Linked DNA regions of Homo sapiens: region 2 is linked to region 1. A link is a contact called in ENCODE Hi-C or POLR2A ChIA-PET data. All regions are on one chromosome and are shown on one strand. Each heading gives the region's core, a stretch centred on a gene start or an enhancer-like site at or near the end of the contact. The rest is flanking DNA. Distances are from core to core; before and after follow the strand shown. Region 1 overlaps FYB1 (FYN binding protein 1). Region 2 holds the start of FYB1 (FYN binding protein 1).

Region 1 (2,655 bases), core at 1-2,500:
TTGGCCTCAACTACTTTATTTTCAAAGTTATTTAGGATTGCTGATTCTCACCTGTCTCGAATCTTTTATGCTATTAAGACATCCAGACTTGAATGATATGATTGCAAGTTACTTCTGGGAACAGCTTTAGGAGTAGGCAGAACAGACTGCAGATGATAAAGTCCACCTTGTCTTTTTTTTTTTTTTTTTTCTTTTTTTGAGACGGAGTCTTGCTCTGTCGCCCAGGCTCACTGCAAGCTCCGCCTCCCAGGTTCACGCCATTCTCCTGCCTCAGCCTCCCGAGTAGCTGGGACTGCAGGCGCCCGCCACCACGCCCGGCTAATTTTTTGTATTTTTAGTAGAGACGGGGTTTCACCGTGTTAGTCAGGATGGTCTCAATCTCCTGACCTTGTGATCTGCTCTCCTCGGCCTCCCAAGGTGCTGGGATTACAGGCGTGAGCCACCGCGCCCGGCAAGTCCACCCTGTCTTCTAAAATTCCTTCCTTGATCCCAATTAGAGATTCCACTCTACACCCTAGGGAGAATTGTAAACCTTAGGGAAGCCATTGCTCCCCGCTGCTCTAATGCCCGGCTCCTGCAATTCTTCCCTTTCTCCACCCTTATCATTATATGTATATTATATGTATTTTTTATATATATATATATATATATATATATATATATATATATATATATATATATATTTGTAGACGCAGGGTTTCATCATATTGCTCAAGCTGGTCTTGAATTCCTGGATTCATGTGATTGGCTCACCTCGGCCTCCCAAAGTGCTGGGATTATAGGCATGAGCCACCATGCCCAGCTGGCCTTTTACTTTATTGGCTATTCATGCATTTAGCTTTTAATTATCAGCAGGTTTTTTTTTTTTTTTTTTTTTTTTTTTTTTTTTTTTTAAAGAAGGAGGAAGAAATCTACATGACACATTAAACTTTGTTCTATACCTGCCTTACTGGGAGTAAAATCTTGCGGCCTTTTCTCTGGAACATGTCTTCCTATATTTAACCCACGAGGAATTTGAAAACTGACTTGTTTAAGCCAACACTTTCCAACTAGTGTGAGAGAAGACTATCTGGCAGCTGGCTACTGATACGGCAAGTCTCAAGTTTCAGAACATTTTAAGCATCTCTAATTAATGAAAAGGTTATAATGGTAAATTCTTACTTTTCCTCCAATTTTACAGACAAAAAATAAAACACACACATAAACAGAAACCAAAAAACCCTTTAAACTAACTATGAATGACTTCAGGGTAAGAACTGTTGAACCTTCCCTTTTCTAACCTTAGTCACTTCCCATTATTTACTATTTTTTATTACATCACTTTTCCTGTCTCATTACTATTAATAACCATGTAATTTGTTTGATATGCCAAAACACAACCATTGATTCTGTTTCAATATGAAAAATTATGATGTTAAAATTATAATTTAAAAAGGTACCAAGAAATGTATTACACTAAAAGGTGTTGATTTGAACATTAAAAATGATAAACATGCTCTTTTGACCCATTTCATTTTCTCTTCAAATGCCTGAGTAAAAATAGCAGAAAATGTAACAAACTGATTTCTGACCACTAGGTGGGGAAACAATACAATTTAAAATACAATATAACTTTGGCCTCAACTACTTTATTTTCAGTTATTTAGGATTTCTGATTCTCACCTGTCTGGAATCTTTTACACTCTTAAAACATCCTGACCTGAATGATATGATTGCAAGTTACTTCTGGGAACAGCTTTAGGAGTAGGCAGAACAGGCTGCAGATGATAAAGTCCACCCTGTCTTCTAAAATTCCTTCCTTGATCCCAATTAGAGATTCCACTCCACATGCTAGGGAGAACTGTAAACCTTAGGGAAGCCATTGCTCCCTGCTGCTCTAATGCTTGGCTCCTGCAATTCTCCCCTCTCTCCACCCTTACCATTTTTCCCTCTTGACTGGATCTTTCCATCAGCCTACAAAAGTGCTGTTATTTCCATCTTTAAAAAGGCTCTTGATCTCATTTCTCCCATCAGTTACTGTCCCATTTCTTTGGTTGCCCTTTCTTTGTAAAGGAGTTGTTTATATTTGCTCTGTCCAATTCCTCTCCTTTCATACTCTTTTAAAGCCATTTCAATCAGCCTTGTATCGCCACCACTCCTGACAACTTCCCCTGCACTGACCTCCACAGTCCTCACTTTTTGGCCTCCACCAGCACCTGACACAGTTTCTCACTGACTCCTCCTTGGATGCTTCCTTTCCTGGGCTTCCAAGACCCCGGCGTTATTGATTGTTCCTGTTATTCTCCTTTGCCCCTTCTCCTCCTCCCAGGCCTCAGAGAGTTACAGTGCCCCAGAGCTCAGTTCCTTTCTTCTCTGTTTACACTCCCTTCCTTGGTCATCTTAACCAGCCTTATGACTTTCAGTGTGAAATGTGTTCCTATTTCTCTCCTATTTTAAACCCAGAACTTCTTACCCAATTGGATGCTTAAAAGGTACCTCAAACTTAACATAGCCATGACCTCCAGATCTTCCTCACCTTTGTTAAACAAAACTTGTTCACCTTTGTTAAACAAAATCTAGGAGGCCATTTTTTTTCGACTAAATTCCCGCACTGGGCCCCAGAAGACCAGATTAAAAATCAAAATGGAGTCACCCACGCTCACCAAACTGAAACTG
Region 2 (2,655 bases), core at 51-2,550, 71 kb after region 1:
CTTTAATGGTACATCATAAAACATGTGGTTTTATTGGAAAGAGCACCCTTATCCTCCTCCCCCTCACCTATCACTTATGATTAATTTCTTAAGGTATCGGACTATTTGAAGTGTGTGTATCTCACATTGCATGGGGACGTTTTACTCTACCTAAAACCTCCGGTGGCATTCCCATAGCATGGGCAGAAAATCACAGCCACAACTTCACCCTTCCGGTGATAAGCCCATCTGTTTCCCACGCAGAATTATTTGTATTTAATGAAAAAATATTTAAAATGGTGAATATTAATTATTATTTTACATTAGTACTCAAAAAGTGTATATAGTTTTATCCCCTCAACAACTCCATGAGATGAGTTCTATTATTATCCCCATGTTTAGATGAGAAAACTGAGACACAGAGAGGTTAAGTGGCTCTCCCAAAGTCACACAGCTAATAGAAGGCAGAGTCAGAGGCCCATTTCTATTAATTACTTCCCTGCAAATCAAGTTAAATGGGGGGAAAAGACCTTGTGAATTTTTCAGAAGAATCAGCAATGTATACAAGACAGCCAAAGGCTCCGAGGAAAATTTGGAGTTGCTGGTTGCTTTGAAAGGCCTCCTTGGCTGATCTGCAGCTGTTTGTCATCATTTATCCAGTTTGCCAGGATTCCTTCTGAGAAGGCATAATTCATGGCAGTATAGTCCCTTTCTTTAGTCTATGTAGAAATCTCATGTGAATCCTCACCTCCTGCCAGGTTTGGAGGAAATTGAAAGTTACTCTTTCTCATCAAAAGGATGGACACATATTTGTTAGGAACCAGGATGAAATAAACCATCTGTGCCCAGCTCTGTTGGCAATAAAACCTTGTTTCTGGTTTCACTGCAAGACGTTATTTAACGCTAGTGGCACCAGAGGTTCCAACAAGAACACATGAGAGGCCTTATCCAGTTACGAAAGAGCAAGTGACAGACACGTTCCCGGCCACATTTTTATCTGCTTATCATCCTTTTGGCTACCATGAGGCTGAGTTTTAGTGTCTCCTGTTCATCTCTTTTGCTATTTTCCAACAGAACATGCGTTTCCTTCAGTTATTCAGCTAGCACAGTCTGTGCTGCCAGAATTTGGAAGTGGTGCTTTTTTCCTGCTATAAAAAATTACACATTTATTTGAAAGAAGAAACCTAGGCATAGCTGTTACCTGACTCCTGCAGAAGAAGGCGGAAGGATGGCCTCCTTTAGTGGATCTTCCTGGGCCAGGGTCTGGGCCCTACTCACTTCTAGCTGTCGCATCTGCTCTGCATGTGGAACTCAAGAACTGCGGAGCTTTCTGATGCCTGGCAGGGTTTTGTCCCGGTCAGTGGTTGAGTGAGCCACACCTCCCTCCCCTGACCAGGCAAACTTAGACAAGAAAAGTTCTATTATGCCCTCAGGATATTGAGTAATAAGGAGGAGAAAGGGGAACTTAAAAGTGTCTGTTCAGCCTGGATACTTCTGCTAACATTCCCACCAAGCATGTGATATTTAAAAGGGTAAAACCAAAACAAGATTCTCCTGCCTGCCACCATGTTTATTCAAGAGGAAGAAGCTGTAAGTTCTTTGGACCCATAATCTTTCCACACACCCAGGAGTGTCACCTGCAATGGGGGCCAAAGGGGGATGCTTACAATTAGAAAGGTCCACTGGAGCATGTGGAATATTTGGAAGCTAATTGCACCTGAGGTCAGGAGGTAAAGTGGTGTGCTTGACCATATCAACTGAAGAGTGGTCACTCATGTGTGGAAAGCCCACTAGACTCACTCTGTCGGCTCTCTGTTAGACTATTCTTGAGGCTGGAAGAAATGGAGTATTTAGATGATAATCCATGTGAAAAGACCACCAGTGGGGCTGAGTGTAGTGGGTCATGCCTGTAATCCCGGTACTTTGGAAGGCTGAGGCAGGAGGATTGCTTGAGACCAGGAGTTCAAGACCAGTCTTGACAACATGGTGAGACCCTGTCTCTACAAAAATAAAAAAAAAATTAGCCAAGTGTGATGGTGCATGCCTGTAGCCCCAGACATTTGGGAAGCTGAGGTGGGAGGATTTCTTGAGCACAGGAGTTCAAGGCTTCAGTGAGCTATGATTGCACCACCATTGCACTCCAGCCTGGGTAACAGAGCAAGATCCTGTCTGAAGGAAAAAAAAAAAAGAAGAAAGAAAGAAAGAAAAATAAAGAGAAGGAAAGAAAGAAAGAAACTCAAAAAAGAAAAGAGAAAAAAAGAAAAGAAAAGACAAGAAAAGAAAAGAAACCCCCCAAAACAGAGGCTACCATTGGGACTAAATGAGATTTTAACAAATTGTGATTGTGAAATTAACCTCCCCCACCTTCCTTCTACTCATTCATTCATAAACATCAAACACTTACTGTGTGGGTCAAGCACTGGCCAAGACTAGAAAGATGGAGAAGACAAGGATTTTCCACTCAGTGGCTTATAATCTTACAGACGTTATGCCAGAGATGGTCACTTTCCTCCCCGTATGATTTTCCCTTCTTATAGAGTAGTAGGGTCAGCAAACTATGGCCCGCATGCCAAATCTGGCCTGTGGAATGTTTTGTACAGACCTCAGGCTAAGAATTTACATTTTTTAAGAATTGTAAGAAAAGGGAGAAGAAGCAAAAGAAGACAATGATGGTAA

What was found. Hi-C counts contacts between places; a loop is a spot of excess contacts on that map. ChIA-PET counts read pairs that join two places held with the same protein, here RNA polymerase II (POLR2A). Pooled maps may share reads with other maps.
Region 2: a map of B cell shows a loop between it and region 1 (19-fold over the local background). The contact joins the promoter of FYB1 here to the enhancer-like site in region 1. A Hi-C loop is called at or near these places in 17 of 168 maps with a recorded cell type or tissue (B cell, CD14-positive monocyte, CD4-positive, alpha-beta T cell and 11 more), 19 of 37 single-sample maps with no recorded cell type and 21 of 50 pooled maps. POLR2A ChIA-PET finds 5 or more read pairs at or near these places in 17 of 52 experiments (A549, CD4-positive, alpha-beta T cell, CD4-positive, alpha-beta memory T cell and 11 more).

Annotation. Positions count from the first base shown.
Region 1 is chr5:39,147,526-39,150,180 of GRCh38, forward strand. The region is part of intron 3 of FYB1 (FYN binding protein 1); the gene reads right to left. Among named protein-coding and RNA genes, the nearest start is that of FYB1, 71 kb to the right of the region's middle. Within about 2 kb of position 1,251, at least 2 of the 41 ENCODE cell types and tissues checked have a DNase peak (open chromatin) inside an H3K27ac peak, as active enhancers do; they include CD14-positive monocyte, where a contact is called at or near this core.
Region 2 is chr5:39,218,263-39,220,917 of GRCh38, forward strand. It overlaps FYB1 (FYN binding protein 1), which reads right to left and starts at 1,301. Exons shown (of 19, transcript NM_001465.6): 1 at 1,181-1,301. RefSeq lists an enhancer at 2,377-2,655.